Regions from separate parts of the Homo sapiens genome. Here region 1 is linked to region 2. Evidence: chromatin loops called from intact Hi-C (ENCODE). Cell type or tissue: endothelial cell of umbilical vein. All regions are shown on one strand. Each heading gives the region's core, and the rest is flanking DNA. Links, peaks and the distances in the headings are about the cores only.

Region 1 (2,908 bases), core at 249-2,748, 160 kb after region 2:
CTTTCCAGGGAGGCAACGGGTGGGTGCGATGTTGTCACTTAAGTTGCCACCTCTGCATAAGAGCTCTCTGATCAGAAAGCAGTTTCTTTGTTGACCCCAGCCAGCCTTGGCTCTCGGGTTGGGAAATACAGTCACGGTATCCATGGAGACCTCTTGAGGTGGAGACGGGCGTTAAATCCTTCTCAGGCAGTCTGAGGTGGCCAGAGTCTGAAGCAAGCAGCCTCTATGGAGCGAGGGGAGCAGGTGGGCCCAGCCTGAGCGGGGCCTCTGCACAGCCAGCTTTCCCCCACACCTGTCTCCAGCCAGGGCACCCACAGGCCCTTTCTCTCCCAGGATGAAGCCTGCTGGGAGCGTGAATGACATGGCCCTGGATGCCTTCGACTTGGACCGGATGAAGCAGGTGAGCATGCCCTGTGCCCTTCCCTCAAGAGGCTGAGGGCAGCCAGCAGGCGGGGGACCGTCTCTGACCAGCATGGCCAGGCAGGCCCTGGGGGCCCACATGTAGCTGCCAAAAGGCCAGTCAGGGAGCAGCCACGGCAGAAAGGGGGTGCCCAAGCCTGTCCTTTGTCCCCAGCCCCTGCCATCACCAGAACTAGGATGTCCCTCAACCTTTCTGGGCACCTCCCTCAGGCCTGCCTCTGGGGCTTTCTGCCCCGAGGAAGCCCTTAGTTTCAGTGGCGTCTACCTGAGGGAGGTGGCAGCAGGATTTTCCCAGGCCTCCCATGCCGTCCCCCCTCAGCGTGGGAAGGGGGCCACGAGGAGACAAGGGTGACAGATGCAACTCTGGAGAGGCCCAGGAGACCCCAAGCCCTTTGGACATGGCCCAGCCCAGGCCGGCTTTTCCGTCTCCACTGCCTGTCCCTTCACCTGGACACTCCTCTCCCAACAGGAGATCCTAGAGGAGGTGGTGAGAGAGCTCCACAAGGTGAAGGAGGAGATCATCGACGGTGAGTGCAGCCCCACCGGGGAGGGTGGCACCCAGGTGTGGCCGCAGGACAAGGGTCCCTGTCACCCAGGCTGGGGGCCTCCAGTTTTGAGCTGGAGCCCATACTGCACTGGGCCCTGTGAGAGATTTCATTCTTACCATCTCTAGTTGAGGAAACAGGCTCAGGAAAGCTGAAAGCTAAGTGGCTTGCCTAAGAATTTGTAGCTCCCTGGTAGCATGACACCCGAATCTGACCTTCCACATCCCCGGCACCTTCCTGGAAGACCCACGTGGGAAGAGCATGGAGGGGAGACCCCAGCATCGTTCCAGAGCCAGGTCTGGAGGAGCCACCTGAGCTGCTGTCATTCCACCCCCTGGCGGTTTATACTGCCTTCTTGATACTGCCACCTCCAGTCACTGGTGTTGGGCTTCTGAGGTGACCACTCTGCCTTCCTGGGGGTACAGGAAGACCAAGGTCTACAGAAGCACCTTCCAGGCTTGAGCTCGTTCACAGCCTGCCTGGCCCTGGGCTGGGGAACAGGCAGGGAGCAGCCTCTGGCTCCAGAGCAGGGTGGGTCTCAATGCATCACATCCGTCCTTCCGGTTCCCAGCAGAGCCTTTGAATGCTCTGCCTCAGATCTGCAGCCAGAGGAAAAGGGGGAGTGGGCAGGGCAGACTCAGTCTAGGGACGAGCTATGCAGCACAGCCAGTGCCAGCTCCCCACGTGCCTCCCCAACCAGGGTGATAAAGGCTGACACCTGGGTGTGTAGCTGGGTCTGGCCCCCAGGGCATCACAGTGACCGGGGCAAAAGGGTCCCACAAGCGCACAGGGGTGGAGGCTGATGGCAGAGGGAAGAGGCAGGTGGGAGCCCAAAGACCCAGGCCTCCTCCCCCAGCCGGCCCACCCTTGTTTGAGCAGAGAGCACTCAGTTCCTGTTTGTCCAGTTCCCCCAAAGGCCTGGGCTGGGGAGATAAGGAGTTAACAAATGAGGGGAATGAGGCAGCCTGGGCGATAGGCAGGCACTCAGCCAACTGGTCACACCGCCTTACTGCTGGGTGCCGTCTGGCCCCAGGCATAGCTGGGTCAGAAACCCAGGGCCCACCACAGCCTCTCCACCTGCTGTGGGTGCAGCCCCAGGTGGAACCCACCCTGGCTGAGAGCCCGGGGGTAGGCATGGGCCATACCAGGGGCTCTGAGAAGCAGCTCCCATCCCCCAGCCCCCACAACCTTCTCCTGGCTGTTGGCTCTTGGCCCAGCAAGGTCCATCCAGAGAGAGGCCTGAGTTGACATAGAGGAGGGGGAGTCCGGGAGGGGATGGATACCAGAGGAAGGAGGGAAAGGCCCAAATTTGGGAGGCCGGGGGTTGGAGCACTAGCTTGGGGTGATGAGGAAGCTGGGGGGAGGCAAGAGAGGACCCTGCCTCTCCTGAGGAGTGAGCAGAGCCAGGGCAGTCCCTGGGGTCCAGGGCCAAGATTTCCTGCTGACCCCTGCAGGAGCTGGGAGGGCAGAGCCTCAGCCTCCACTATGTTGGGGGAAGGGCTCCCGGGCCCCCGGCACCTGGACACCCACCTGTCCAGAGCCTACAGAGACCCTGCGTCCCCACACAGCAGCTCCTCACACCAGAGTTCTGGTGCCCAGCACTCCTCAGCAGCAGTGAGGCCACAGGCAGGGCACAGGCCTCTGTCCCTACGCCAGGTCCTCCCCTAAAAGGGCAGTGGCAGCAGGGGCCGCCGCAGAAGGAATGGCAGATGAGACCCAAAGCCTTTGGTCATCACCCCAGAGGTCTATGCCAAAGCCTGGGTGGGGCTCCCAGGAGATGGAACAGGGACACATACCAGGCAGGTCCACGCCAGGGGTGCGGGGCCCTGATGAGGAACCGGGCTGCACTGGTCATGGCTGCACCTGAGCCGCCGCCACCTGTCCCGCAGCCATCAGGCAGGAGCTGAGTGGGATCAGCACCACGTAAGGGGCCGGCCTCGCTG
Region 2 (2,908 bases), core at 281-2,780:
GAGCAGAAGGATGGCTTGAGGCCAAAAGTTTGAGACCGGCGGCGGTGGGCAACATATTGAGATCCTATCTCAAAAAAAAAAAAAAGTGTAGGCATCTGCTTTTTAGGCTTTTGGCTAGCACTTCTGTTGATTAAGAAAAATAATAGGCCAGGCATGGTGACTCACACCTGTAATCCCAGCACTTTGGGAGTTTGAGGCAGTGGATTGATCACCTGAGGTCAGGAGTTGGAGACCAGCTTGGCTAACATGGTGAAACCCCATCTCTACTAAAAATACAAAAATTAGCCAGGCGTGGTGGCGGGCGCCTGTAATCCCATCTACTTGGGAGGCTGAGGCAGAAGAATTGCTTGAACCCGGGATGGGGAGGTTGCAGGAGCCGAGATCATGTCATTGCACTCCGGCCTGGGCAACAGAGTGAAACTGTCTCAAAAATAAAATTAAAAAAAAGAAAAGTAACAATTATATATATAAGCTGAATGAATATAAATTAAATCATATTGTTTCACATACAGATTTTTCCCCTTTAAAGAGAATATGTGTACTGCCCATGTTTGAGGAACCTTGCAGTAGACTTACCCTGGAGATACAGTGGGTGCACAATAAAGCAGTAAAGCAAATATTGTAAGAAAGCAAGTCACATGAATTTTTTTGTTTCCAAGTGCATATAGAAGTTATGTTTACACTATACCATAGTCTGTTAAGTATGCAGTAGCACTATGTCTAGAAAATGTACATACCTTCATTAGAAAATACCTTATTGCTTAAAAATGCTAGCAAAGTGAGCATAGGGTATTGGAAAAAATGATGTCAATAGATTTGCTCAGGGCAGTTGCTACAAACCTTCAATTGGTAAAAAACGCAATACCTGTGAAGCTCAATAAAGTGAAGCCCAATGAAACGAGGTCTGTCTGGATAAGCTTGATGAAGGGACTCTTGAGTTGCCACATGAATGTATCGCAAGTGCTGCAGTAAGAGTGGTGGTAACTCAGGGGAAAGCACTTCCAGCTGATGTCGGGGTGAGGGTGAGAAGAGTGGCCGGTCCCTTCATGAAACAGTTAAGGAGAGTATGAAAACAGAATGGTATGATATAAAGAAGACAATACAGATAAGCATTGATCCTGCTCTTTACAGATAACCACATCAAACCTGTGGTGTAGTTCCTTTATCATTCCCAGGTACAAGTGAAACATTTTTACAAAATTGAAAGTGTACTGTATATTTGTATTGGGCATTGTACATTTGATATATGTGCACTTCCCCCTTACTAAATATTCTTTGAAAACAGCTAAATATTCTTTGAAAACAGTTAAAATAGCTGAATAATAGTCTGTCAGATGGTATACTATAATTTATTCGTAATATATATTTTAATGGTATTTTTGGGACCAAAGGGTATAAACATTTTAAAGGCTATCAATATATACTACCAGAATGTTAATTTTAAAGAAGAAGAAGATAAAGTTAGTGAATAGAAGTTTAATCCTAGAGGTTTAACTTGGAGGTTCTCCCAAAAACAAGCACCAAAGGAAGGACTTTGGAAAGGAATCAGGAGAGAGAAGTAAATGGGGTTAAGAGGGAGAGCGGGGGGAAAAAATACTGTACTTTGAAATGGTGTAGTTCTGTCTGCTCACCAGGGGAGGGAGCCCTGTTCCCAGTTCCTCTGTGAGCGATTCATACGAAGATGCATTGTCTTTGTCTTTAGGGCTGTGTGAAAGACATCTACTCTTCAGTTTGCAGTTAATGTAGGTATGTAAAGGGACTTCTTAAAAAGAATTTGAGTTAGATTTAAAATGTTTTAGTTTAATTTAACCCCTGTATACTGAGCAGCCTGGGTTTTAGAGTCAGACCTGGATTCTGCCCCAGAGGTACTACTTATCAGCTGACTTTTAGCAATTTACGTAACCTTTATGAGCCTCCGTTTTTCTCAAGTATAAATGAGGACAGTTCACTTTCTTCAGAGGGTTTTGTGAGGATCAAATGAGAATACATGAGAAGTTCTCAGCTTATGATATTCAGTAAAGGTTAGTTATCTGCCCTACTCCACCCCACCCCAGCCTCACCACCCTGTATTTATTTTCTAGGGTTTATCTTCCATGAGGATATGGGACAGTTCTGGTTTCAAATATTCTGCCCTTTTGTCAGATGACTATATGACTTCATATGTGATAAATTTTGGTTTAGAAACTGCAGTTGCTATTGATGCATCACCTTCTAAGAAAGATCCAGTGACATTCTCTATGAAAGATGAAATAGACAAAAGAAAGATAAAACAGGAGACATAATATTTGGACGTAGAGGCGATAATTGTACCAGAAAACTTAGGTTAAGAAAGAGTTACTTCAGTCGAGCACACTTAGCTGTGAAATTCATGGAAGTCATGACAGAAAGGGAAACATGAGCCAGTGTGTGCCTCTCCTTGGGTAATAAAGGAGAGACATGCCATTTTATAGCTCTAAAGGTGTGTTTCCTATGGAACTTAAAGAGACAGTGGACCTTACAAGAGCTTGGTTTTGGCAGCCGCCTACACCCTTCTCCAGTCCTTTTCCCATGTATTTGTCCTGGGCCTCTTCTTTAAAAGGTTCCAGCACTCTCAACCATTCTCTGGGTCCTGCCTGCTGCTCTGCTGCTTTTGTGGAGCTGTGTTTATTGCACTTATCTTCTCTTCTCCCTTCTCTCTCAAAGAATTCTTAAATAAGAAAAGATCTGTTGCTAAATCATGCAAGTTGATCTCAGTCTAGCTGCTTCCTTTTCCTCTTTACCTTGCTAACTTCTTAGCCTTCAAATCTTATTTGAAACATCACTTCCTCAGGGAGGCAGCCTTTGACCCTTAGCCTAGCTGAGGGCCCTTTCCTGTTAATTACCTTTGTGATATCCCATATTTCCTCTTCTGTAACTGTTTATATGTATG

The links. Hi-C counts contacts between places; a loop is a spot of excess contacts. Peaks named below come from ENCODE experiments on the same cell type or tissue, not always from the same donor. Only the 100,000 strongest peaks of a DNase experiment are listed, where the experiment ranks them.
Region 1: a loop joins it to region 2, with 7 times the contacts of the local background. A loop is called at or near these places in 5 of 110 quality-filtered maps.

The regions. Positions count from the first base shown.
Region 1 is chr14:100,140,847-100,143,754 of GRCh38, forward strand. EVL (Enah/Vasp-like) reads left to right here. Exons shown (of 14, transcript NM_016337.3): 12 at 334-400; 13 at 890-947; 14 at 2,855-2,908. The coding sequence ends at 2,892. Among named protein-coding and RNA genes, the nearest start is that of DEGS2, 17 kb to the right of the region's middle. In endothelial cell of umbilical vein, for the core only: no CTCF peak of the experiment used is centred there; DNase peaks (open chromatin) are centred at 1,565 and 1,905; H3K4me3 peaks cover 269 bases; H3K27ac peaks cover 2,453 bases.
Region 2 is chr14:99,981,002-99,983,909 of GRCh38, forward strand. It overlaps a transcript of EVL not described here. Among named protein-coding and RNA genes, the nearest start is that of EVL, 83 kb to the right of the region's middle. In endothelial cell of umbilical vein, for the core only: a CTCF peak has its summit at 1,654 (motif pointing right); a DNase peak (open chromatin) is centred at 1,670.